Linked DNA regions of Homo sapiens: all the other regions are linked to region 1. A link is a loop called in an ENCODE intact Hi-C map of the cell type or tissue named here. Cell type or tissue: IMR-90. All regions are shown on one strand.

Region 1 (4,000 bases):
CCATTGTGAAAATAGGTCACACATGCTGTTTCAATGTCATGAATACCAAAGCTACCTGGACATTGTTTTTAGAAAATAGTGTCTATTGTCATTTTGCTTGTGTAAGTCTTTCTTGAAGCCTTGATCATTTTCTGCCCTCACCTCTTCCTCAACATTTAGAGGAAACAGCTTCCAACTACTTCTCATCTTTTCCTATTTTCTAACACCACCACCCCCAGAGACTTTCTTCTACCCCATAGGATTATTTTATGCCTGACATCTACCCCTACTATCTTGAGGCTCCATGTCCTGACATAACATGAAGCCTGTACTATCATGTAGGCCCACACTCCCAGGCTCCTCTTCGTGCAGCCACCATGGGAAATTTAGCTTCTTTTTTGATCTCTGTTTTCTCATGAAAAATTGACTTTTAACCTTTCTTGGTGATAGGCAAAATGAAAGGCTCAAGCAGAGGTTGGGAAAGGATGTGAACCCTATCCAGGCTAATAATAATTGTTATTCTATGGTACCTGTTTGCGATCTTTAGTGCTATTTTTTTTATTTTTCATTTTTTGCTATTGATGTTGTTTGTTTCATTAACTGTTTTGTGGCCAGGTGCAGTGGCTCACACCTGTAATCCCAGCACTTTGGGAGGCCAAGGAGGGTGGATCACCTGAGGTCAGGAGTTCAAGACCAGGCTGCCCAACATGGCAAAATCCTGTCTCTACTTAAAATACAAAAAATTAGCTGGGTGTGGTGCCATGCACCTGTAATCCCAGCTACTCAGGAGGCTAAGGCAGGAAAATCGCTTGAACCCGGGAGGTGGAGGATGCAGTAAGCCAAGATCGTGCCACTGCACTCCAGCCTGGCGACAGAGCGAAACTCCGTTTTAAACAAGAAAAATCAAAAACAAAACAAACACAAAAAACAAAACAAAAACTGTTATTTAGCAATTATTAGTCTGTAGGTTTTCTCAGCATATTTGTCTTTTTACCATCCTACCCTAAATCTTTAGAAACCACATCATATCACAAGAGTACGAGATTTTGCATTTGTCTTGTATAAATGTTTTCAAACTGGTTTTAGCCTTTGAGTTATTTTGGTTTCAAAACAAGAATTGTGGTTTTCTCTCCTTTGGAAATATCCCTCGCAATCTTACTGTTCCTTTTGACTTTGCTGGATTCCATGGTTGCTAACTTACTGCATGCTTAGGGTGCAGAATACAAATCATTCCCTTAATGACTCCAGATTTCACGTGGAGAACTCAGACACATGTTTCCCATTTTTCTCCCTTTTATGCTGCATATTTGTGCTGAATCATTTTATTGCTAATGGGGGAGATGCCAGAATATTTACAGGATCATGGTCATGGGAGTGTGCTGTTATTTGTATATGTCTGGATAATACCAACATAATCAATCAAAACGGAAACATTTGGTCAAACAAGCATTTTCAAAATCATTAGTGTAATGCTAATAGCTTTGAGTATTTAACCAAACTTACAGTTATTTGGACATGATTCAGAAACAAACTTAGCAGAGTACCTTGTAAACACTTCTATTTCCAAAAATGAAGAAATTTTGTTGGAATTTTGTGTAGATGCAGCATTGCTCAGGAAAATAGGACTCCATCACCAGCACCACCACTGATATTCTGAAGGAGACATAAGCAAGTTGCTTAACCATGCCATGCCTCAGCTTCCTCCTTTGCAAAATGAATGTTACTAAATCTTATTTATTTTGGGGGACCTTTGGGAATATAATGAAAACTGTGAACCCTCATGGATAAATACAACATGAAATTTGCAGGCGACTTCTAGAAGTTTACAGATGTTCTAAAATCAATTCACACACCTCGTAGGGGGTTGTTAAGAACTCTTACAACTGATGACCTTTGAAGTTTTGTTAGTTGAACATTTTATGATTCTGTGAATTTTCTGCTGTAACCTCAACCATTCCTTTACCATGAACTCCTACAATGCATATCATGTAGAAGTCGTAGATGTGCTAAAACATGCTTTGTTGCCGATATAGTAATGCTTCTACATTCTGTGGCTTCTTTTCACGAGGAAAGATTCTCACAGAATTAAGAAACATGAAGAATCAGGATCTATTCCAGTCTCACAACCATCCAGGCGTGACTGACAAGCACCACCTTCTGGAGGAAACAGGTAGTAAATGTCAAAGTTGATGATCCTTGACGCAGCTATGCTTTTCTCAGGTACCCAGGGCCCAACCTCTGCCTGACTTCAGCATCAGTCTTACCCCACATTTCTCCAGCAATCTCTTTTTCCTTACTCTAACCAATGATGAAGCTACCTTTTGCCTGGGGAGCCTACAGGATGGTTTGAGTCTAAAAATTAATTCTATCAGTTGAAAGAATTCTACCTTTCATTAGAAATCTCATAGTAACAAAATTCAGATCATTTGGAAATACTAGGCTAGAGATCATATTAGAGGCCATATGTCAAGGGACTTTCATATGACTTGTCATTAAAATGTGGTGAAGTAGTTTAAAGTACTTAGTGGAAATACAGAAGGTACTACGAAAATAACAAATGATCTTGGATGTAACAATGATGAATTAATTAAAATAATGCTCCACTCTAGTCCTATGCATAATAAAGCATCAAAAGAGTGATTGATTCAAAAGATTTATTTTAAACATGCAAAATAGTTTTGGATAAATAGTTATTCTTGTTTTTTCATATGCATGGTAACTTTTTATACATACTTTGGATTAATTGTAAGATACAAATTTATTAAATAACAGAATTGCCAGAAATTGTTTGTGGATATCCTCATTATGACTCAAAACACTTAATTTTCTGTTACAATTTTTATAGAAGGCTTTTTTGGCTCAAAAATTTTTCTCTGGTTCACTGGGATCAGATCAATGTTTAGATGAAACCATTTGCCCCATGGGAATTCCTAGGAGTGGCAAGTTCTATAAGGGTTTTCTCCACTGTCAGATTGAAAGACCCCATCCCATTTATATCTTTTTTTTAAATCTAAGAGGCAGGAATGACTATGTTTCCTGAGAAATGATCCTTTTCTTTAAAATAAAACAAATTATTTAAATCCCATTCACAAAGTATCTTAGAAAACTTTTGAGAATTGAGTCAGATAATGAAATGTTCCTTGAGGCCAATCATATCCCAGAACAACATTGGTTTTCTAGGGAGATAAATTGAGTACAATGAAGTTTACCGTGAAGGAATTGCAAAAATGGAAGCTTAGAAATATAGACTCTAGACATATTGATATAGTTTTCCTGGAATTTAATGAAAAAGTAGGCATTGATTGTTTACTCCTAGGCAAAATTTCTCTGACCTACCTAAAAATCCTCAGTCTGTGAGTGTTTTGGTCTTCCCAAGAGGCTATTTCATCATTTTGTGGAGTTATATTTATTTTTTGAACTTACTTTCCAGATGGACATATGTATGGTTTCATTAAAGCCAAATGTGGTTTATGAAATACGAGAATAATAGCTAATCATGCCAGTGAGAGCACCTGAGTGAGGCAGACTAAGGGCATTTTCAGGAAAATCAATAATAAAGTTAAAGTGGCTACCATTTGGGGGGTACCTAGTATTTTCCAAGCACTTTTTATATAGGGATGTATCTTAACTGCAATCTTGCATAATAAATATAGTTCCTATTTTATAAATGGAGAGATGAGGCCCTGAGAGCTCTTATATGGTAGAACCAGGATTTGGATCCAAGTTTGTCTGGTCTGGAGTCCATGTACTTTCTATTCTGCACTACTGCTTCTGAAGGTAAGTGTTCAAACTTGACAAACTTGGGGGCTTGCTAAATTGCACACGTTCTCTATAACTGATAACTGGAAAATGAATAATTATGAAAATTCCGCATAGTCCATCCATGCACAAAATTTTGTCTTTAAATAATATGCCTTGTTGGTAGATACTTTTTAATTGGTACTATTCATCAAGCACCTCAGATGTTTGTTTGTTCAGCTGCAAAATCATCAACACAAACATACACAGAGGTTGAGCCTAC
Region 2 (4,000 bases), 81 kb before region 1:
CAGCATGTTAAATGTCTAAACTCAGAGGGTACCTTTAACCCCACTTTCCCCATGCCCAGGGGCATAGCACATCATCACCTTGTGCTATGATAATCAGGCATAGGAAATCTCCTAATACACATACACACACACACACACACACACACACACACACGTAGAGAGAACATGAGCGTGTTGAATTAAGCAAACTAGGAGAGAGTAGTTTATATATATGTATTATATAATATTTTATATATGCGTACATATATAAATATATACATATATATCATACATACATACATTATATATACACATACATATATACCATATATAAATATGTTTTATATTATATATATATAGAGAGAGAGAGAGAGCTAAAGAGAGAGCTAATAACTGGCTTTAGTCTTTTGCACTTAGATGTGTCTTATTTCGTTCTCATGTCCAATCTCCTTTAGCCTGAGAAACGTTTTGGCTTGTCTCTTTTGCCCACTCTTACCCATTCAGCACATTTACATGCATGAGCTGGAGCTACTCGACTTTGGGACCCAGATCCTAGGACCTCACATGTAATCAGGATGTGAATGCAGACATTCATTGCTATTGATTCATCTAGATAATCTTCCATTGTCACTAGTCAGTCATTGCAAACACCACTGGATTTTATCAATCCACTTTGCCTGTGAATATGGAATACTGGAAAAAGTTTCTACCACCCAAACAAATTTTAAATTGGCCTTGCTTGTTTGCACCACTCACATCAAACTGTAAGAACATCTGCAGTACCTACAAGACTGTGATTTCCTAGAAGAGACAACCATTGATGCATCAGTTTGTTGCCCTGTGCTTTGATCAGTGCACAGTGTATTACATATGCCCAGTAACTGACAAATGAAGAGCTTCCTCTCCCCTATCTGGTTTGATAAAAAACCCTGTTTCTGTAATCACTTGGAAACCACTGTGAGCTTATAACAGGAAGTCTCTAACTTCTACCGATTCTATTACAGAAATCACTTCTGGGGTTATGTGAAACAGAAACCCATAAACCATCTATGGAGATGAAGTCACCACAGTGCTGTGTTGGACTTCGTCCTGTGAGTGTGGGGTAGGGAACTGTCTTCTAGGAGCAGGTGGTCATGGTATAGTGTGGGAGGGAAGAAGACAAGAGAAAGAAGACAGTTTTCTGGTACCTGATGTGGCTTTGTCAAAATTCCAAAATAGATCAAGTTCATTTGGGATATTCTTTCACATTTTATTTATTTTTTATTACTGGCAATTGTCTCTCAAATCATGCTGTGCTTACTTGCTCCCCACTCCCACTCCCTACCTCCACAATGCCTTTTTTCTGTTCTATACTTTCACCATAAAATCTCCGCAGGGGTGGGTGATGAGAAAGGCTAAAAGCAGCAGCTGATTTTAATGAGAATGACAGCAGCCTTGACTAAACTAATATCCACTAAGGTTTGAATGACTAATAGCATTATTATTCCTCTGTTATTTGCATTTTGAAGTCTTGCCCCAGAGCGAATTATACCAGTTCCTGCTTTCACAAGTTCCTTTCTCCACGTTTATACTCCACATCCAGTGTTTAGAACTGAAAGAGTTGCCACACATCTAAATATTCCTCACAATGTCTGTTCTGAATCAGCATTTTTGCATAAAGGTGAATGTGGGTTCTGTGGAAACAGGGAATTCTGTGAGCCTGAAACTCTGATGAATGGCTTTATGTTTAGAAGTCAGCAATGCTGGTATGTGGGAAAATGTTGCTGTTCAGATCTTTTTGGTCTCCATTTCATCGTCTTTGCAGCTTAAAAAATAATCCAGTGAAAATCTTTGATGGGGAATGTAGCCTCAAACAAGTTTTCTTTATTCTTTTGTGATTCTAGAAACTTGATTATATCAATTAGGAAGGCTTTAAGTTTCTTGAGTGTCTCTAGGGAGTTTCATGTTTTACTCTTTGGTAATTCCTATAAAATTATGAGTGTGAACAAGCTTCAGACATCAGAAATCATTGCCAGCCTCCTTGAAGGGTCCAAAAGAAAATAATGTTCTTTAGGTAAATAATATGTGATGTAAAAGGAATATATGAACTGCAATGGTATTGTCTTACCTTATTCTCCTTTATAAATAATATATAAATTCATATTACATATATAGTGTATATGTTACATGCACACGAATTTACATGTAGAATTAGATATAGCTGAGCAAATACACAAAACAAATACATATTTGTTGTATATATTTATATTTTATATGTGTATGTATGTGTGTATATATGTATAAAATGCTACATAGACAAAAATATTATTTCTGAAGTATAATGATCATGTTAACATTAAAAGTTTGAATGTAAATTAATCTCCAGCCCTGTAACCAACTCCAACTCCCAACTCCTCTTCTCAAAAAGGAGCTATGCTGGGAAAAGCTAAACAGCTGTATGATTGAGAACATCCCCCACTCCCTCCTGCCCTCAGCCATGCACTTTTAATCATTTTTTTGTTTGTTTGTTTTTGTTTTCTTTTGATGGAGTCTCGCTCTGTCTCCCAGGCTGGAGTACAGTGGTGCGATCTCGGCTCACTGCAAACTCTACCTCCCAGGTTCACCCCATTCTCCCGCCTCAGCCTCCCGAGTAGCTGGGACTACAGGTGCCCGCCACCACACCCGGCTAATTTTGTTTTTGTATTTTTAGTAGAGATGGGGTTTCACTGTATTAGCCAAGATGGTCTTGATCTTCTGACCTTGTGATCTGCCTGCCTTGGCCTCCCAAAGTGCTGGGATTACAGGCATGAGCCACCGCACTTGGCCTTAATCAATTTTAAAATAAGACTGTAGTATGAGTTAGTGTATTGTCTTGTTGACACAGTCTTTCTTGTTCAACTGGCATCCCTTTGAGGTCTGAAACAGCAGACTTTTTTCTATAAAAGTGTTCCTTAGTGTTATTTTTAATGTTTTCATTTGGTCAACAAATATTTATCAAGGACCTACTTTGTGCAGATACCAAGATGAGGAAGACATCCCTGTCGTCTTCAGTGAGCTCTGTGTCTAGAGAGAGAAGTATTGTCTTCTATTATATTATGTGCATAGAACTATGTATTATGACTATATGTTCATGTTTACAGATTTAGGATTTTTCTGTAAAAGGTATTTATATTTAGATGTATTGAAATGTAAGATAAGTACATTTCTAGATCTTGAACCAAATTTTTTAGAAAGTCACTGTAAAGATAAATAAAAAAGTGTGTTTATCCTGTGAAGAAAAAAACAAAAATGTGCATTTTTCTGACAATGATTGGTGAGTTTCCAAATATCTATAGCCTAAGTTATTAAAGTTAAATAGTAAAACAATATATCTTTATAAATTCTTGTGTAACTTTGACTTTATAACTATGTTATTGATCAAATGTGTTTTCCCTTTTCTAGGGAAAAAAAGGCCTTTAAAAATCTCATATAGCTTATTGATGATCAAGTGCCTTGTAGAAAGTAACGTTTTGATGAAGAAAGTGAGAATAAATCAGGAACATATGGATTTCATTTATCTCCAAATGTACAGACTTTTTAAGAGGTTCTGAGGGAAATTCCTGGCAAAATGCTCCTGATTTAGAGTATAAAACATATCTGAAAAATACACAAAAAGGTGGGCAACAGAAAAATTTAATATATGGAGTCTGCAACACATTGAATTTCTTTCTCACTCAAATATGTCTAGGACTATTCTGGAAACACACAGCCACATCCTGGAGTGACTCGTCCTTGCTAAAACTTCAATTCTGTGTTAAATGTGTGGACTGGTTCAAAAGGCAGCCGGTTATACACTCTTACAAATAAGAATAAGCCTTCTTGACCAATAACCAGTGAGGTACAATCAACTGTGGATCTCCAGCTAAAACCTAACTCCTTTGTCACTTTCCTTGTTACCCTGAATAATGTAGGATTTCCAACATGTGACTTGGAAAACCCCTTACTAGTGGCTGGGGTTGGTGGGGGGTGGTAGAAATGGAGCATGTGTGCACACGTGTGTGTG
Region 3 (4,000 bases), 630 kb after region 1:
TGGAAGTGGCAAATGTCCTAGAGAAGTGTTCCAGGACCTTCCATGACAAACATAGTGTTGGAGCAATACAGCGGAAATGGCCACAAGGGCAGAGCTGAGAAAGCCAGAGTGAAAGCCTCTGAATGTTTCCCCATCCCTAGGGAGGTTTGACAGAGCTAGGGAGAGGCAGATCTGGGGAGGTTTTACGGATGGTCGTCAGACAATGTGGCTGTTATTTGCAAGGACAAACCTACCCAAGAGAAGGTGAAGGTTGTCTGACTAGATATCTGACTCAGGAGGTGACAACCAAGGACCAGCCCCTGACTCACCAGCACCACCTCTCACTCACTTTCACTTAGCAATTCTGCTGGCAGATGAGGTGGGAAAAATCCAGAATTGACCAAGATGATCTTGAATTAATTTTTTGACTCAGTGCAATGTGAGGTTACTCTGAATTAATTGATATTTGGTTTCTGACATCTAGTAAAATAAAACTTCAAACTAGAAATTAAATTCAATTATGGGGAAAGGTGATATTTTCTTGCAAATTTAGTTTGCAACCTAAGAAATACACATTAGCCATAAATGGTGGTAAACTACATCATAAATATATATTGTAAGAATATAGTGTCTCTACTTTTTCATTTTCACTTTTAAAGGTAAATTTAAAACATTCACAAAGGGAGAATAAATAGCATAATGAACTCCAGCTCCAACAATTACCAGATGTTGTCAATCTTGTTTCTTCTATTATCTTCCCACCTCTCTCCACACACGCACACATACTTTCAATTCCCATATTTATATTTAATAGAAAAGGGATTTTAGAAGATATCATTATTTATTTTTTATTTTTTTTTTTTTTGTGGAGATGGAGTCTTGCCATGTTACCCAGGCTGGTCTCAGACTCCTGGGCTCAGGCAGTCCTCCCACTGTGGCCTCCCAAAGTGCTGGGATTACAGGCATGAGCCACAATGCCCAGCCCCAAGATATCATTATGACACCGAAAAAGATTAAGAGTAATCCCATAATATGATATAAGATTGTCTTCCTGTTCAAATTTCCCTAGTTGTCTCACCAGCATCTTCTTATCACTCTTTGCTTGAATCATAATCCAAACACGGTCCACCAATTGTATTTGGAAGTCTCTTAGGTCCCTTTATTGTGTAACACTTTACCCTCTAAGATCTGTGATTCTTAAATCTCTAATGCACGTGGAATCATGTCTGTGAACTGAGCTAAAAAAAAATGTGAACTGAGCTCCACAAAAAAATAAAAATAACAAGTAAAAAATACATAATGATATCTTGGTAATGCTAAAATCCCTTTTCTATTAAAGATACATATGGGAATTTTTGCCTGAAATTATATGTCTAAGGCTGGGCACAAAATTCACAAGTCTGCAAGCTGATTTATAAGTACCACGCTAACTCATTGCGCCACTGAAGCCAGCACAGCTGATTTAAATGTGGGCTACAAGCAGTGTTTCCCCACCAGAGGAAAGAATTCCTCAGACAGGGATCTGGCTCCCTCTAGTGCTTTTTCAGATTATAACAGCCTCTGATTCTCAAACCAATTTAGAAATAGAAAAATAATCCCATTGTAAATAGTTCCATGATATATGCCCTTTTAGCTGCGTATTTCTTATGTCATACCACTCAACAATAAGGAAGGAATTATTTCATTATCTTTGATAATGAAAGATAACGATTACTGAATATCAAGTCCAGAGTCAGAAGCTACATGTTTATTCCTCAGTCTGTGGAAGAAGATGTCACAGTCCACCATTCAAAGTAACATCATCATATAGGAGTGCAAAGGCTTCTTTAAAACAACAACAGCAACAACATCAAAGTAACATCATCATCTCTACCAGAAGTCTTGCTGCTGTTTCCAAGGTACTCCTACTGTTTTAATAGCTCCTTTATTTCAAACTGCCACTTTTTCATTTTACTCATCCCTGCATTTGGGTTAGAATTGGGAGTAGACAGAGGTTCCTCTAAAAGCAATAAATTCTTACCGTTGTTTCTGATATGGCATCGAATGGATAAAAATAGAACAGAAGAGAGGGACAGGCACGATGGCTCACGCCTGTAATCCCAGCGCTTTGGGAGGCCGAGCTGGGCGGATCACTTGAGCCCAGGAGTTCCAGACCAGCCTGCCCAACATGGCAAAACCCTGTTCTACAAAAAAATAGAAAAATGAGCCTCTAGTTCCAGCTACTCGGGAGGCTGAGGTAGGAGAATCGCTTGAGCCCGGGAGGGCGAGGCTGCACCGAGATTGCACCACTGCAACCGAGATTGCACCACTGCACTCCACCCTGGATGACAGAGTGAGACCGTGTCTCAAAAAAAAAAAAAGTAAAAAAGATGAGAGGCAAAATGAAAGAAAAACATACACACAGTTTGTAATAATCCTTAGGACCAGGCCTTGGCACCAGGTAGCAAGAAAAGGGAAGCATAGAAAGTGTTACAAATAATTGACATCTGCTAAATTAATGTACTTTAAAATAATAATTGATTGTACAAAGTATTATAAATGGTATTTTAAAAAAGAAAGCAAGGGCAAGAAAACATACACCCAATCTAGGAAGGCTTGTTTACCATGAATAACCTCTTCATCTCTGAGTATATAGAAATGCATAGTTTTATAGACACTTTTGTGTATTTATGTTTTAAAACTATAGCTACTCTGCCACAAGCCATTTTTAAAAGGTGCATTCCTGAAAGAAGAAATAAAGCTGAATTGAAGAGTGGGGCCAGGTGTAAATTAGTTTCATCTAATGAACACACCCTAAGTCCCTTATATAGGAATTCTCAGGATAGCAATAACATAGCTCTTCAACACTGGTCTCTTGCACGTGTAAGAAATTTTTTCAGCTGTGTCAAAAGAATGCCAAATTTAGGAAAACATTGCCACCTTTGAATTCTTCACCAAAAGCTAAGGTTCAGCAACAAAATCCAATACAGTTCTGATTGATTGTGAATTCAATGCAGCCCAGCTCAAACCTGATTTGACTGTGGATAGTGTTGATTTACTCCTCAGTCTCCAGTGAATCCCGAGGTTTTCTTCTAGGAATGACATAAATAGGACCCATAGATAACTGTTTATAGTATTTACATCATTCTCTATCAGGATGACCTTGGCTACAACTGGACAGCTCAGATCTCAGGAAATGTACCAGTGTCAGATTGTTTTATTTTTGCAATTATATGTTGGGGAGATGAGAGCAAGACAGTAAATATTCCCACTACAAATCATTCTGAGGCTGGAATGAGAAATTTCCTCCATATCTGGGCCAAAAAAAAAAAAGACCACAGGAGTAGAGCTAGAAGACTGCCTGAGATGGGCAAGGGTGATTTGCACCATCGTATCTCTGAATTACCCTTCCACCTTGTGCCACATCACCACCACCTCCCTAGCTAATGGCAGTGACCAAGAGGACAGAGTCCCCTTGTCTAGGGAACACAGGTAAGTACCTGGCCACAGGAGAACAGCAAGAGGGACAGGGATGATCTTTTAGAAACTAAGAGAGGCTGGGCACAGTGGTTCACCTGTAATCCCAGGACTTTGGGAGGCCGAGGCAGGTGGATCACCTGAGATCAGGAGTTCAAGACCAGCCTGGCCAACATGGTGAGCTCCCATCTCTACTAAAAACACAAAAAAATTAGCCAGACATGGTGGCGTGCACCTGCAGTCCCAGCTACATGGGAGGCTGAGACAGGAGAATCACTTGAACCCAGGAGGTGGAGGTTGCAATGAGCCGAGATTGTGCTACTGCACTCCAGCCTGGGCAACAGAGCAAGACTCCATCCCAAAAAAATAAAAAAATAGGAAATAGGAGAGTCTGGTCCGTCCACAAATTCATACAGAAAGAATTTCTGACTCATCTTCTCTGGCATTATTGGGTCACCTTAGAGAAATGGCTGTATGTATTGTTGATTGTTGACAGTTGTATCCTATAAAGTTTTCAAGAACAACGAGTCCACAAATATTAAACCATCACTCCTGACAGAAATAC
Region 4 (4,000 bases), 550 kb after region 1:
CTTTGACACTTACATATTCCCAGACATTCAAAAATTCCCAGCTTTTGAGAATCTTTTTGATACCTCCTGGCTCTCTTCCAAATTATGTTTTCATCATAAGCCAACTTTCCTGGACAGATCTTCACATCACTAAAGTTTTACCCTCTCACTCAATGGCTATTTTCATACACACATACACACACACACACACACACACACACACACACACAGACACACACCCCTAATGTGATATAAAAATTAGCAGAGCACAACAAAACTTTAAAACTATATTGATGTAAAGGTGATGGACAGCTGTCTAGGCTCACCAGGAAGCAAATGTTCAGCTGCCACCTACTACCCTGTCTCCAACCTCAATTCACACCGTTCCAAAATTGCGATAACGTATATATCATGGACACCGAGATCCAAGAGAAATCACTACAAACTGCAAATGCCAAAGCCTTGAAGGATAAACATCAATTGTTATTGACTATCTGATGCTGATACAAAGCTCACAGTGCAGTATATAAATATTCTTAGGAAGGCTTTAAAAAGGCAGCAAAGGGACTCTGATGGCTTGAAATAGATTCACCATTCAGAAAAGGAGAACACTGTGGAATTATCAAAAGGTTCACTCTAGAAAATGGCTAGTACAAGTACAGAGATCAAATAAACAAGCCTTAGAGATTCTCAATCAAACCTACTCTTCCCTGTTCTGGTTGTGTCTTTGAGGGATCATTGAAGGTGGGTGTCCCACTTAATACTAGTATCATTCTAACATATTAGAACAAGCATCCCCTTTATTCTACCCACATTTATGGCAGACTTATTTCCATAAGCATTTCTGTAAATAATTATATCTTAAGTTCTTCTAAGAACTTTCTGCTGCTATAGCACCCAAAGAAAAATATTTCAATTTTTTTAAAGGTCATAAAAGGAACCCAAATAGAAAAGCACAGAAATGTAACAAGGATCATTTATTATACCAATAAATAAGCTTCCGTTTCCACAGTTGAAGTCACAGTCAAAGCCAGAAAAAAAGCTTGAGCAGTAACCAAGGAAAATGGTTTTCATTTTTTAGTGATTCTTCCTATTCCTCTAAGATTTTCAAAGAATCAGTAGAGTAATTCAAATAAACCACAGAAAGAAATGGGTGGCAAATGACAGTGATGGGATTACAGCATGGTAGTTGCTAGAACCTAGAATGTAATGAAATGAAATTTCAGTTCCATAGATTGTAACAATATAGGAACTGCTAACAGGTAGCATTAGACAGGCTTTTCTCACTAGCTCAAAGACTCAGCCAAATGCCTGAATCTGACAAATTCATTTCCCATCTAGAATTTTTTTAATCTTTAAAAATCTAAAGACATGTAAAGGGAAGAAGTCTTCTAGTGTAGATTGACAAAAACCGTGCATTTGAAATGCAAGGGAAGAAAAGCTTTCCTTTACCCAGTGTTTGCAGGACTAGAATACTTTGAGGAAGTATCCAGGTGTACCCAAGCTTTAAGAGTGCAAAAGCCTTTTGCATTCACCCTGCTGTTCTTTGCATTTAACATCTGTCAAGTATCAAGGAATGAGGACAAAATAAAAAGGAGATAAAGAAACACATCCCAGCAATTTGTTTAGGCTTTACTTCTGTCCAGCGTTGATTAGAAAATGCATGGTACCACTGTCTTTCTCTGAGTGGCTGACAATTGAGTAAATAAAATGGGGAAGAGAATCTGAACATGTGCTCAAGGAGGAGGATTTTTTAGACCTGGGAACTTTTGTGTGATGATTGGTTAATTCTTGTAAAACAAGGAGTTTAATAACGAATTCCTGATGTTTATGTCACACGATGTAGCATCCCAGGAAGCCTGTCATGGAGCAAGTCAGTTCAGCTCTCTGGGCCTCAGCTTCGTATATACATAATGAAGACAGACAGATCATAAACCCCATCTTCAGTCTTAGCTCAAAAAGCCCTTCAACCTGTAAACAGGAAAGACTCTTTTATATGTGTACACAGGGCTAGGTATTACCACTGTCATTCCTTCTAAGTCAAAACCATCCCTTGGATTCACGTCCCCAGCAGCCTAACAAAAGCAACATATGTAATTCATTTATGATTCTCATGAGTGAAGTATACTAGGTGGGAAATTATACACTAGGATTACATGGGCAATTAACCAGCTTTGTCAATTGAAGTAATGACAGCTGTTAATCATATCTTTTAATTCTTCTCTATTTTTAATGTTATTATAACCCTTATAACAATTTTTCTGATCGCTTTACTTTCTCCTAGTCTTTTTTTTTTTTTCCTTCAGAAAATCCTAACTGAACTCTTTGTGACCTTCTCTTATGCTTGATAATTTTCCCCCTGGTAACTCTTGCTTCATTTCATTTCAGCCTTCTAGTTTCCTGATTCTTCTAGCTCCCTCTGCTGATTGTAGCCAATTTGCTTTCAGGGTCTAGACAGCTATCAAATAAAAGTACTAACTCACACTCCTGCTCTGTAACCTTCACTGACAGGAGAAAAGAATGCGTTATTTGGTTGAATTTGGAGGCACCTTTCAGACTGTATAGTTCAGCCTTTTAGGAATAAGGAAACTAAGTTTCCTCAAATATGCCACTGAAAATAACTGAACCATATGATTTTTAACATCCTTCAGTAGTTAACCACTGCCACACAACATCTGGGGGACTCTAATGAGTTCTCACACTGATTTTAAGTCCATATCTCCAAACAAACAACATTTTTATTATCATCACTACCCCCTAAAAATTCTGGACAAGAGAATTTGGTTCAACAGCTGCTCTACTCATCAGGGTTTTTGGTGGAAAACAACAGACTCTCCTCTGGCTAATTTAAGCAGTAAGGAGATTTATTAGGGGATATTAGGTAACTTACAGAAATCACAGGGAGACTAGAAGTTCTGTTTCCAGGAAAATGCCCCCAAATGATGCCACAGAACTAGAGTAATAAAGACTCTGTTGCTAGTAATGCTGCTATCTTCATGAATTAAATTCCAGGACTTGACTTCACTGTACCTGCCACTACCTCCAGTACAAATGCTTCTCTTCTTACTACCTCTACTGCACCTGCAAGTCAGCTGCCTCCATAGCAATGTGTTGGGGCTCAGAAACCAATACCCCCAAAATATGGTGCTCTGACATGCTGAGCTGAGGAAGAAGCCTCAGGCTCTCTCTGACCTCCCCCTGCCTCACTCCTGTCTCTCAGTCCTGTCTCCCCCACAGTACAGGATAAAGTTGTTCTCTGAAGTGCCCTTATCTGCCTAAAGTCCGGACCCACCAAAGAAGAAACAATTATCTCTGGTCCCATCCTAGAGTGTTCACTAACTGAATTCATATCACAGGAAGAAAGCCTGAAGCCTGTCCACACACCTGGACACATGTTTGTCACAAATAACCAACTGTTCTGCGGGCCCAAGAGACTTTGTCCTAGGCCACTGTATGTGTTTCAAGCCCATTGAATTCCCTCCAAAAATCACCTACTATACCCCTAAAATCATCCATACTTCTCCATCTCCCTTTCCTTTAAGAAAAAAGGGTATACCCCTTTTCTACCCCATTGTGTGGTGGGGTAATCACTGTTATTTTCCCTGCGCATGTTAATAAATTTGTATGCCTTTTCCCCTATTAATCTGCCTTTTTTTGTGTTATTTTCAGTGAATCTTTAGAGAGCAAAGGGAAGTTTTCCCTTGGCCCTTACATAGGCAAACCAGAGAAGTCAGCATAAACCTGTTTCCTCATGCCCTTTCAAACCAAAGCATCACATAAGCATGCCTTATTGGAAGCCCAGCGTGCCACGCTTATGTCCTAACCACAAGGGACACTGAGACTCATAATATGGGAATTGCCCCACATATGTGAAGGCTATTCAAAAACGGATGGGCATCCAAAGAGCTCCCAAATGTGGATCTCAGGTGCTAAATGAAAAGCAGAATCTGAACCCCTTCCTGCTCCATTCCCCTGGTCTTGCCCATTTTATTAAGGCACAATTACATTCACAGATGATTCG
Region 5 (4,000 bases), 420 kb after region 1:
ATCTAACTGCCGTTAGAATAAAACTAAGAAGGAAGACCAATCTTAACTGCTTCCTGCTGACAGGGGGCGCTGTTTTAGGGAAATGGCAGAAGAAATAAATCTTCTAAAAATGTAAATTAGTATATTTTAAAGACATTTAGAATTATTTTTTTCTAGAATTATATTTCTGGGGGTTTGATATTTCAGGATTGTGATCTTCAGGATTTCAGATTTTAGGAATTTTGATCTTTTGGGATTATGCATCCAGGATTGTATCTTTGGGAATTACGACCGACTTCCCTTTTGAGACGCCTCTGGTCCAAGAATCCAAGGCAATGACCAGACGCAAAGTAAATGGTGGACAGCTGTGGAACTGAGACCAACAAGGTAGAACTAGCCTGGAAGAAGCAAGTTCAGCAGATGATTCAAGAGCTAAGATGAGACTAACTCTCATTTGTTCACATTTATATGCCAGGAAAGCCACAACTAAAGACAGAAACTGACATGCGGGGTTGCAGGAGCTTTAAACATTGGGCAAATTTAAATTGGGTACCTTGAGGTAAAAGGCTTTGTACTTCCCATAAGCTCTCAATGAAAATTTTGCCCTAACTTTATAACATACATTCTAAGATCAAATTTGTATGAAAGCACCACAACACAGGACAAGACCCTTGGGAGCAGAGAGAAGGAATGACCAGTTTATTAATGGGACACTAAACTTTCTTTGTTTTTTCAATATCTTGGGGGCTGACTAAATAATTTCATCCAGGTGTATAAGTGAAAACAACAGTCATAACAACAACAACAAAAAATTATTTTATCAGGGCAGGCTTTAAAAACCAAACACATATATTAGGCTTGAAAAGCTACCAATTGCTGTAATTTCATTTAGCTTGCAGACCACTTCTAAGTTGGGAAAATATGATTGCAAAACCTATAAAAACCTAATGAAAGCTTTGGGGTTTCTCCCCCACCCCCAGTCTGGCATAAAATAGTAGGAGTAAGAGTAACTCTCCATTTTCCCCACCCACAGCTTAGATATCATAAGATAATTATAAATTATGTTGTGATGACCACAAGCTGCACTCGAACAAGTGTCTCTCACCCACTGACCCCAGATATGCCCCTCAGTACCTGTTTAAAGATCCCCTCCAATAACATAGGCATTTGCTTGAAATTGTGCTTGGAGCTTGAGTTCAACTAAATTTTTACTAAGCTATTTAAAATGAATTACATGGACTAAATGGATCTTGAATCCTCTGAGGACAAATGCACCATATGAATACAAACACAGCATAGGGCTGTAAGAAAACTCTATTCCATTAAGGGATAAGGCGAATCCCACAATAACAACAGAGGAGCCGGGAGACAAGTTGTGGGAGCTGCAGTGAGGTGAAACCACAGAGGGCTCCAGGAAAAAGCTGGTGTTGGCAACACAATGCTGCATTGCAGGTACTCTACCTGCCACTCAGGGACCACATATGTTCTGAATACCTAAGTGTTTTAGGGGTGGAAATGGTGACCCAAACTTATTTCTAACTCACAAGATAAATGAGACTGTGCTCAAAATCAGTTTCAGACTTCTCAAAAGAAGAATTATTTATAGATGCCAGGTATCATCATTCACAGAGAAGGATAGCAAATTGCCACTTCCAAGCCAGCCCAACAGAAAGCCCCCATGTGCTTCATGCTCTTCTCTCTTCCACCAGCTAGAGGCAGTTGATGATGAGGTCATGTGGATTCTTGCTTCTCAAAGTCTAGTCTATGAACCAGCCCCATTGGCATCACTCAGTGCTTATTAAAGACGCAAAATCTTGGGTCCCATTCCAGACCTCCTGAAACAGAATCTGCCTTTTAACAAGCTCCCCCAGGTGATTCATATATGCATTGAAATTTGAGAAGCACTGGTCTAGACTGGTGGTAGGATGCTAGAGCTGCCAGATGAAAAGAGCATGAGTCCCTGAATTGCCACATGGAGGAAAGCCACCAGCTGACCAGAAACATCTGCCTGGGATTCATGAAAGACTTGGAAAGAAACTGGGTATAAGCCATTACATTTTTTTGCTTCTATTTGTTAGCACAGATGAGCCTACTCTAACAAATACAACGAAACATATCTATTTCTAAACCATCTGGAGTCTGAACTCTGTCCTTCTGGAATTTGGAATATCAACAAAATTCTTAGAAGCAGATTGAATTAACCAAGAGACTATTTTACCACATGACAATCTGTGTATGGCTTCAAGTCAAGTGTGTGTGTGTTTTTTTATATATATACTAGCAGATAAGTTGTATAAAATAAGGGTAGGATTTTTCAACCTTCATCTATTTCCAGGTCAAGCTTCCCTTCTTTCCATTATTCCATAATGTTATCAAGTCCTTTTTGAAAGGGCCAGTGTCAGTTTCAGCATCCCTGCTGGCTTTGAGCATCTATCATTTTAAGAATGAAATGATTCTTCATGGCATATTATGAGCCTTTTTTGTCAGGTAGTTAACTAAACTGGCACCAGTTAACTGTGATCTAAACTTTATATTGACAGATCTGGCAACAGACTGACATTCCTTGCACTAATTTTGGCTGCCCAATCTGAAAAAAAAAATATGTTTGAAATATGATTTATCTTAAGCTGACAGCAGTCTTCATCGGGGTGCCAGCCACTGACAGAGTGAGGGAAAGGACCCAGCATAAAATCCTAGCTGAATATGCTTGTAAGTCAGGAAGAAAGAATTTAGGGCTCCTGTTCCTCAAAGTCATAATTTAATTTAACAACCAAAGCTGGAAGGAAAACAAATGTTTCTTAGTAAGCCTCACCATCAACAATCTATTTTTCTCCCATACCACATTTGTCTTACCTTGTAAAGCCCAGGATTACCTTCCCCAAGTCTTACGATAATATCTGACACACACCAACTATTCCAGCAACTCGGTAGAGCCCCTGAAATGCAATTATAAGAAAAGATCTAATAAGCCAAAGATTAGTGACAGAAATGTGAGCATTCTTAAGTGTTTTTCTTTGGGGCTGATGTGAAAGCCAGAAACTAACCAGCTGAAGGAATAATGATACAGAAGGAAGTGACAAAATTGGAAAGATCCATCAGCATAGTCATGGTGCAGAAATGACAGTATCTGGGTAGTAACAGCATCATTTGACCATTAAATCCTAAATTGTTACATCTCTCTTTTCCTAATGAAAATAAGATGCAGAAATACTTTCAGACATTAACAAGAAGCTGTCTAGAACGTTACTGATATTTCTTAGACCAATCATGCTTTATTAACAACATAAACCCAAGTTTTTAGACTATGCCAGCACTCTGTGCAAATACGTTAATATGTAGCTGTTCACTGTCATCTTTTATTTTTGGTATAATTTGGTATGAGGTGTGTATTTGTGTATATGAATAGTAATGATGAGCAAAATAAAATAGCCCTGGATTCGTTGTTTAAATTCTTGCATTGGTATTTATGGCAATAAAGGAGATGGGGGAGGGGAATATATACTGCCTAGAAGCTGAAATTATTTCCTAATGCCATCAAGCTAGAGTGAATGAAGTTCTCCTGGGGAAATACTATTCATTCTAATGGGCTGAATTGGACACTGTGGTGCCATTAAGTGCATACTAAGTGATCATTCACCAAAAGGTAACCTTTGGTGTTTTAAAAAAAAGGGAAAGAAAGAAAAAATAAAAGCTTCAGCCTCTTTACCTCTATTTACATTTTCAGCAGCGAAAACATAAACATAGGAATATAAGCACATAAGATAAAATATAAATGTCTGTACACGGCAGGCCCCACGTCAGTGTCTGTGGGGTCCATGTCCTCTGCGTGCTCACCTGGATTCCCCTTCCTCATTATTTGCCATGGTGTCTGTGAGGCTCCCCTGTGGCTTCTCCCAGACCTCTCCTCCCAGGTAGCTCTCCATCCTCTGCTTCTTTTCTTACCTCCTCTCCCCAATTAAGCACATCTTTCCTGTGCCCCATTTCTTTCCTGCCCCTTCAAACAGATTAACCCATGCTAAGT
Region 6 (4,000 bases), 300 kb after region 1:
TTCATTGTTCTCAAAATTCTTATTTATAAAATATGGTACAATCACTTTTCCTCCCCAAAGACTAGGATTTAACACCATTTTTCTGTTATTTTTCTTTAAAATGTGGTTCATGTTGTCACATTTATAAAATTGATTTATACAAAATTTAGTCAATTTTTACTAATTTCATCTGAACTATTCTCTATATATCTATTTATTTGTTTACATTTATTGAAACAAAACATAATCACATCTACCTAAAAATTTTATTTTTATTGTTGTTTCAAATTTCTTGATTGGTTGGTTTAATTGTCAAGTAAATGAACCAAGTATTTTGGCACATGGTATCTGTGTATGAAGACTCACAATGATAGTGTTTTAAAGCATAGGATGAAAATAAGTTAAGATTCCCTAAAGATTAGAATGGTTGATTGCTATAGAAAATTATTTGCTCATTTTGAGCTAAGGAATGAAAGAAAGGCTGTAAAGGAGGTGCTCACTCAGCCTTAACATCACTGAGCCCAACTGAACCATCATCACACCTGTGATTAGAAACCTTCATCATCAATCACCAATTATAGCAGATAAGAATATAGAAGTTAATGATGCCAGTCGTGACAATTGCTGAACACATTTAAATGAGGTGCAGCATCTGATTGAATTGCCAGATAACTTTAAGGATTTCAGTAAATTCCTCTTCTAGTATAAAAATAAAAGTGGAAGGAAAGCACCCCAAAACTATCATGACAGACATATTTGCAAATCAATACTTAAAATAGAGATTTATTGTAGAGAAAAAAGGAGTAAAGCTTTTTGGTTTTGTTTTTGCTTAACATACAAAAAAAAAAAAGTAAACCAAAGCTATAGAGGCAAATGAAAATAATGTGACTAAATTATGCAACTTGAAAAATGAAGCAAAGGACAGATACCCAGAAAATTTGCATGGAATACCAATTTCACTGTCCGAATGAAAAATTAGACTAGAATAACAATGAAAACAAATCCTAGTAGGTAAAACCACAGTGGATTTGTTTGTGTCAGGTCACATCTGCCGAGCCCAGAAAGCCTGCTGAGGACACTGGTTAATAGTAAACACCTTTTTGGAGCTGCCTGTCACAAGGACCACATCAGGGAATTCCCCTTAATAAAATCAGTAACTTTATTTAAAAAAAAAAAAAAACTAAAAACTAAAGTCATCAACTTATATTTAAATTTCAAAAAGAGAACTAGCTTTTTAAAAAAATTACAAACAAATGTATAAATCTAGATTTTGTATGCTATACTGGATCTGCTTAAGGTGCCACATGCCTGTATTTAGAATATGTCCCACAAATAAAAATAATATTCTATGAATGCAATAAAAAACAGAGATATTGGCTAGCTGTTTTGCTTAATCTGTAAAGTGAGATATGAAAAGCTGATATAAAAAGAATAACCATAGCATTAACAATACTGATGTCATGGCAGCTGGCATACCTACAATGTTTTAGGCCCTAAACTACATTTTCTACCGTCACTGTCACGTGGCGAGCCACATATTGTGCAATATGCTTTAGCAGGCATGTTGCTAGTAAACTGAAGAAGCACTTGCTTGATGGGAAAAAGAAAGGATGAAAGAAACGACCAGAGCAAACTTGAGGTCAAACACAAAATCAAAGTTTATGATTTGGCTCTCAGTTTTATTTCAATAACTGAGAAGGAACGAAAAAGAAGCAGTAAAGCAAAACAAAGTAGAATGCACTCATTTGGAGCCAGGAAAATGTTTTTGAAGGAATCTTTGGGGTGGAAGTGCTTAGTCACAATACTGGTTGCATAAGGAGTGCTACGCAAGAAAAATAACTCGATCTTGGGGGAAGAGCTCTCCCGTGTGGTGTGTCCCTCCTGTCACTGTGAGGACCACAGTCATGGTTGTGAAACCAGCCGGCAACTCAGGCTGCCCTGGTGCCACAGAGCTCCAAGTCCAAGAAGTAAGACCAGCAGCGTGTTAATCTTATTAATCCCAAAACTGGCTTTATTTCTGCACTGGAGAGGAAGGATAGGGGGTTTCTATTACTGACTAGGAATCTGAAACCCAACTTTGTGGTTCCCAAAAACCCAGTTCAGAAAACCTTATTTAAACATTTATTTAACTCACCTGCTTAACTCAGTCCCCATCCCCTCCCCTACCAGGAATCAAGTAACTCAGAATCGATGGATGCATTTTATGTCTTCCTCAATCATACAAGCCACAAATGGTTACCTAAGGGCTAATTTTGCACCGGCCCTTCCTATAACTCCCTAGTAGTGGAACATCGGCCCTGTACACGCAGGACAGGGGTCAGGAGAGCCAACAGTTGGAGGTTTAGACTTTGAGTACTAAAAAGCTCATTTTCAAACATTTCATCTGATTTCTCTTTCCTGATAGAAGTTTTCTGGGGGGATTTTTTTCCTCAGCTGTTATCTATTTCTAACAAAAACTTTAGAAAAATTTTCCTGTATAGATATTTCACCATGGGAAACATTTATTATAATAAGAATTTAAGTGTATATTTAGGAGTCCTTATGCAAGTGAGCAGCAACTAGTTTATTCAATTAATTGAACAGCTGAGAACTACAAATGGTTTTTTATGTTATACCAGTTAGAGTTTATTTTACTTATAAAAAACAAATGTGCAACTTAAACTATCTTTTACCGTAATGGCCTTTATTCATTCCCTTGTGTAATTGAAACATTCAGCATGTTCTGGGTTCCCTGCAAGAGTGGATTCAGCAACCCAGCAATGCCGCAGAGGCTCCTGGTCCCTCCATTTCTAGGCTTTGTCTTGCAAGGCAGCAGCCTCATCCTCTGTCTTGCTCTTGATCCAGGGTGGCTGCTGTCATTCTTCGTCAAGACGTCGAGACCTGTAGGGGCTCACTTTTCTTCCCGCAAACATAGAACCGAAGTCTTGTACTTCATGCAAGTGATCCAGTTCAGGTCAGATAACTACTCTAAACCAATCACTGTGGCCAAGGGGAAAGGACTTTGCTAGGTACCTTACCCTAGTCCAGGTCAGAACTGAATGATGCGCAGTGGTAGTCATTTCCAGGGGCAGCACTTGGTGATATTGACAGGTCTTGGCAAAATCTGATCATGAATCTGTTCTATTTGGTATTTGAAAAAAGGACTGACTTATCTTTTAGAAGTAGACTGAGTTGGCTTCAGATTCTTTAAATTGATCAGGATAAAGGCAGAAACAGGTGAAGGGAGAGATGTTGCTTCCCGAGGGAGACCCTGGACTTCCTATTAACAGGGTATGTGAGATGTCAAGTAATAATAAGAAAAAAACAGCTAAAATGGAAGATATGTAGCCCTAATGGTAATCTGGTTTTCTGCAGTAGGTCATAGAAGTTCCAACAGGCTACTGCTTGGACATGTAAGTTTTGTGAAATAGACAAGATTTATCCATTAAGTAATTGTCCTTATTGGTTGGTACACACCCTCTTCTGTCCCTGAAACTGGTGGAACCAAACTGTTGAGAAGCAGACAGGTCATGCTTCTCACAAAGCAGGAGCTGCCATCCCTAGCAACTATGGCTGGACCAGACTATGTCTGAGTTAAGGGTGACAGAAGACAAAAGCTTAGAGACATATTCAACTAAAGAAAGTATACAGGGAAAGGAATGGGGCCTGGTATTATGATCAGAAAAGAGATTGAGACAAAATAGAAAAGGAGATGGTGGGACATGAAAAGCTGCTGTATGGAAGTTGTCTTGGGCATCCTAGAGCAACATTCTACTGCTTCTGCTGCTGCCAGTCAGGATTAGTTGTTTGTTATGAGGACCTTGCTTCTACCACTCCGCACTGACCATACCAGTTCATGGAGCAGGAACTGGAAAGCATTCTGAACCTAGGAGGAAGGCAATGCTCAGTCTCCACTGCCATTTCTCATTGGCCTAGGCATGGGCCTTGGCTTTGAGGTGCTGAGTCTGGGGGAGCCGTTTCCTGGCCATGATGAAGCCAGGGGTCGGTATGTGTAGACAGTGCTAAGGAGGCCACCCAGTGC
Region 7 (4,000 bases), 440 kb after region 1:
GTAACAATTCCATCAGTGATGGATTGCATATAAAACAGTGGTTTCAGAAGATTATAACGGAGCATACATAGAAACCTGATATGTGGTACTTCATATTGGCATTTCAGGTCAAGTAGGGGAAATGATTGATATTCAATAATGGTGCTGGCATATTTGGTTTTCACATGAAAAATATATATACCATTTAGGTTGGTAAGTACACTCTATGAGGTTCACACAACAATGAAATTGCCTAACACTTTTCTCAGAAGATATCCCTGTCACTAAGCAACACAGAAGTGTACTCTTTTTCCCCCTTAAAGTAATATCATGACACGATGGTTACTGAATTAGTCTGCTCAGGCTATAGTAACAAAATGCCATGGACTGGATGACTCAAACAAAAGGAATTTGTTTCTCATAGGTCTGGAGGGGAGAAAGTCCAAGATCAATGTACTGGCTGATTCAGTGCCAGGTAAAGGCTCTCTTCCTGACCTGTAGACAGCCACTTTCTCATTGTGTCCTCACATGGCAGAGACAGACAGAGAACAAGCTTTCTGGTGTCTCTTTATAAGAACATGATCCTATCACTAAGGCCTAACCACATGACCTTGTCTAAACCTAGTTACCCCCAAAGGGTAACCCATCTCTAAATACCATCACATTGACAGTTTGGATGTCAACCTATGAATGGAGAGTAAGGGGAGACAATAACTTGGTCCATGCCAGTAATTAAGACCATGATGAAAATTCAGGAACAAAGCAAGGCTAAGAGACCATTAGAGGAAACAGTCACAATAGTGTTCTCATATTTTGTAATAGCTCCTGTGCCCAACTATATAAGATCTGTCTACAGACTTATTCTCCTTGAAAGCAAAATGTAATATCTATGTTTCTATAAAATAGGAGACCAGTTTTCAGCTTGTATCTGAAAGTTTAAAAAGTTCTACCAAAATGAGCAAAGTTTAATTCCCTCTTACCCTGCCACCAAGGGACCAAATAAGAGAGGCAGCCAACCAGGTAAACAGCGTACTCTGACTAAAGACGCAGAAAGCTACAAAGCTGTAGGAAAGAAAAAGAAGTCACGTCCAGGGCAACTTAACCAGCAACAGAGATTTCACAGAAGCCCTTACTCATAAGCAGAGACTCTTGACTTCAGAACACATCTGCATTTTAAACACAGAAGAGAAAAACATTAATACATTGTGGGAGACAAGAATATGCCACCCCAAAATATGAAGGATTGTTAAGTTGAATTAAGAACAAGCAGATGCAGTACAGCTCTCTGCCCTACCTCTATTTGCCAAAAAGCAGGAAGCAGATTTACAAAGATAAAAGGTATCCTGACCCCCTTCTCTACCAGGGAGAGAAAAAAATTAACCACTGAAGACAGCTTTGGACACATGTCAGCCTGGAGATGGGATGACAGGAATCTACATTAACAAGCTTTACTAACTCACCTTTATCTGCCTGCCCACCATTGGCTGCTGCTGGAGATTCAAAGTCCTGTCTTTTGTCTTGTCATTTCTCTAAAATGTCACTGTTCTTTGTTGATGATACATATAATCTGGAATTCAAAGCCACTTCTTTAAGACTATTCATCTCCTGGGTGTTTCCCATGTATTTATAAAATATATATGTTAATAAATTTTTGTTTGTTTTTCTCTTATTAATCTGCCTATTGCTACAGGGCTCCATTTCAACAAAGAACTTATGAAAGTTGAAGAAAATTTTTTTTTCCTAGAACCTCAGAGTAGGATCCATAGAACCTAAAAACTTAAGAAAATTAGACTGGTTTAGAACAGAAATTATTCCCTTAACTATACCTGATTACATATGTTTACCAACTTCTACTAATGGGGCATCAGAAATTAATATCACACTTCCAATTTTTATCGACATTTATGTAGTATAATAACATAATTTTCATTCCATAAAATGGCTTAATTCTCAGTCAATCCCTTGTATAATTTTCATAAAGTCATGAAGTTTTAAAACCCTCTAGATATTAAATACCCAAGCTGAGAAGGTTAAGCAAGTGATATGTTTTAGAACTTCTGTACTCACAAAGATTATTTGTATCTCCCAAGAACTTGGTACCTCTCATTTGCAATGCTGAAATTAGTTTATGAGTCATTGGTGCTAGCTTAGTTCACATAAATCTATACAAGAATGAAGATCATAGATTGCAAATTATTGTCTACTTCCCCTCAATGTACAAATCCAACTGAAACATTATCTACCCATCAGATGCAAAAAGAGACAGATGCCACCTAGTGTCTGATAGCCTCAAGTGCATCCCAATTCTACTCGAGTCTAGTTCCATTTTGGGATTATCCAGATATAGCTACGTCAAAAGTTACTGTAATATGTTGTATGCAAAGAACACTCAACACATTCTGGTGCTAGTTTTTCTATTAACTATATGTATCATGTTGGGCAAGACCCCCATGTGTCTTGAATTAGTTGCTTTCCATGACCTCTTAGAAGTAATAGACTCTGATTTCAGTTCTGACTAATGCAAAGCCACCTGTGGAAATCTAATCTTTTTACATTGAAATCTTGATGTAGAGCAGAACCAAATTCCAGAAAAGCAAACAACATTTTCCAGGGCTAACCTGTGATGTACATTGACTTCACTCTGTAAAGGAGATGTACATTGACTTCACTCTGTAAAGGAGCATGTTTTCTGTATAAACGCAGTACAAACATGAACTTGAGACACAAGTGCACATTACATCACTCCAAGCAATGATTTATCATCAGGTATAGCAAGGAAAAAACGAAATAAAGTCAAGGTGACCAAAACTCTTGGTTTTCAAAAGACCTCTAACAATTCACTATATAAAGTATGATAGCTGCTCAGACTTTGTCTTATAGTTTAAAATACTTAAGAAAAATGTTCTTCAGTTTTATGTATTAACAGGTTCTGTAAAATTTCTTTTTAACTAGATCACATAACAAAATCTTTCCCAAAAGAAAAATGAATGGAAAATACAGCAAAATATGGCAACTGCTAAATCTTGTTTCTTACCCCTTTAATTCTTTGTATCATGTTCTATTCTCAAATGAGTTTAGTAATCTAGAAGGTAGTCAGGCCTGTGTCCAGTGGTTTATAAAGACAGATGACAGTGTCATACACAGGAAATCTGTCCATGTTCTAAGAGATCTGCAATTGATCTGGCCTGCTTGGTGAAGGTATTTCTAATCTACTACTTAGTCTATAAAATTCAGGTGAATAGTATATGGGACTCTGACCTTCAGAAGTACGAACACAGATTCATTCCATGTGTACTAACTCTATAAAATGTGACAAATCATTTCCATTAACAATGTGGAAAGTCTGTCCACAAACCCATAGAGGACACTTGGTGTTTTGTGCATCTTTTTTCCCTTACAGTGCTTTTCAGTCTGGAAGTCATTCCTACTAACTTGAAAAATCTCAAGACAAGTCCTTCAGCCTGACCACAAGCCAAGCTTATCTTGATGTAGGTTGAGCTTCTCTGCCTGCCAGTTTCATCCCACATGTCAATTACAAAAAGCTGCTTATTATGTTTTTTCCATCCTTATCTGTCTAATGTGGAGGACAATCTCTTCAGGCAACCAAAGCAGATTCTGTCATCTCTGAAGGCTTAAGAGCTGCTAAGCAGTTACCTCTCCTTGTCTCCTGGCTCTGAATTTTCCTGGTGTCAATCATCAGCTCTTCTCCAAGAGCATGCTTCAGATCCAGCTCTTCCATGTCATTCCACCCTTAATCCCATCTAGGATCAATTATGTCTCTAAAAATGAGAGATGAAAACATCTCTTTGAACTGGTTTAGATACCAAATGGACTTGATGGCAGAGGGGCCATTGTTCCTGATAGGGCACCTTTCTTCAATTTTCTGTGACTCTCCCTGAAGGCCAGTGTCTGTGAACTCCAACAGACTTGTGAGTTCTTTGTTGAGTGCCAACTGTACACTGTACTCTATACAATAAATCTCTGTGTTTCCTAAAAGCCAATTATTAGATCACTCTTCAGT

Evidence for each region. Hi-C counts contacts between places; a loop is a spot of excess contacts. Peaks named below come from ENCODE experiments on the same cell type or tissue, not always from the same donor. Only the 100,000 strongest peaks of a DNase experiment are listed, where the experiment ranks them.
Region 2: it touches region 1 in a loop (5-fold over the local background); 11 of 110 quality-filtered maps call a loop at or near these places.
Region 3: a loop joins it to region 1, with 6 times the contacts of the local background. A loop is called at or near these places in 12 of 110 quality-filtered maps.
Region 4: a loop joins it to region 1, with 4 times the contacts of the local background. A loop is called at or near these places in 3 of 110 quality-filtered maps.
Region 5: a loop joins it to region 1, with 2.9 times the contacts of the local background. A loop is called at or near these places in 2 of 110 quality-filtered maps.
Region 6: it touches region 1 in a loop (9-fold over the local background); 5 of 110 quality-filtered maps call a loop at or near these places.
Region 7: it touches region 1 in a loop (2.5-fold over the local background); 18 of 110 quality-filtered maps call a loop at or near these places.

The regions. Positions count from the first base shown.
Region 1 is chr2:150,608,753-150,612,752 of GRCh38, forward strand. No RefSeq gene overlaps it. Among named protein-coding and RNA genes, the nearest start is that of LINC02612, 18 kb to the right of the region's middle. In IMR-90, a CTCF peak has its summit at 2,137 (motif pointing left); DNase peaks (open chromatin) are centred at 1,269 and 2,109; H3K27ac peaks cover 1,668 bases.
Region 2 is chr2:150,528,090-150,532,089 of GRCh38, forward strand. No RefSeq gene overlaps it. Among named protein-coding and RNA genes, the nearest start is that of LINC01920, 42 kb to the right of the region's middle. RefSeq lists enhancers at 982-1,061, 1,072-1,131. In IMR-90, no CTCF peak of the experiment used is centred here; DNase peaks (open chromatin) are centred at 1,002 and 1,512; H3K4me3 peaks cover 315 bases; H3K27ac peaks cover 2,208 bases.
Region 3 is chr2:151,237,541-151,241,540 of GRCh38, forward strand. No RefSeq gene overlaps it. Among named protein-coding and RNA genes, the nearest start is that of RBM43, 22 kb to the right of the region's middle. In IMR-90, a CTCF peak has its summit at 1,505 (motif pointing left); a DNase peak (open chromatin) is centred at 1,441.
Region 4 is chr2:151,159,991-151,163,990 of GRCh38, forward strand. No RefSeq gene overlaps it. Among named protein-coding and RNA genes, the nearest start is that of RBM43, 100 kb to the right of the region's middle. In IMR-90, a CTCF peak has its summit at 2,389 (motif pointing left); a DNase peak (open chromatin) is centred at 2,391.
Region 5 is chr2:151,030,977-151,034,976 of GRCh38, forward strand. No RefSeq gene overlaps it. Among named protein-coding and RNA genes, the nearest start is that of RBM43, 230 kb to the right of the region's middle. In IMR-90, no CTCF peak of the experiment used is centred here; a DNase peak (open chromatin) is centred at 1,905; H3K27ac peaks cover 768 bases.
Region 6 is chr2:150,910,328-150,914,327 of GRCh38, forward strand. No RefSeq gene overlaps it. Among named protein-coding and RNA genes, the nearest start is that of LINC02612, 280 kb to the left of the region's middle. In IMR-90, a CTCF peak has its summit at 1,853; DNase peaks (open chromatin) are centred at 1,504 and 1,814; H3K4me3 peaks cover 559 bases; H3K27ac peaks cover 1,169 bases.
Region 7 is chr2:151,049,549-151,053,548 of GRCh38, forward strand. LOC105373686 (a long non-coding RNA gene) reads right to left here and starts at 1,033. Exons shown (of 4, transcript XR_002959484.1): 1 at 960-1,033. In IMR-90, a CTCF peak has its summit at 2,256 (motif pointing left); DNase peaks (open chromatin) are centred at 373 and 2,213.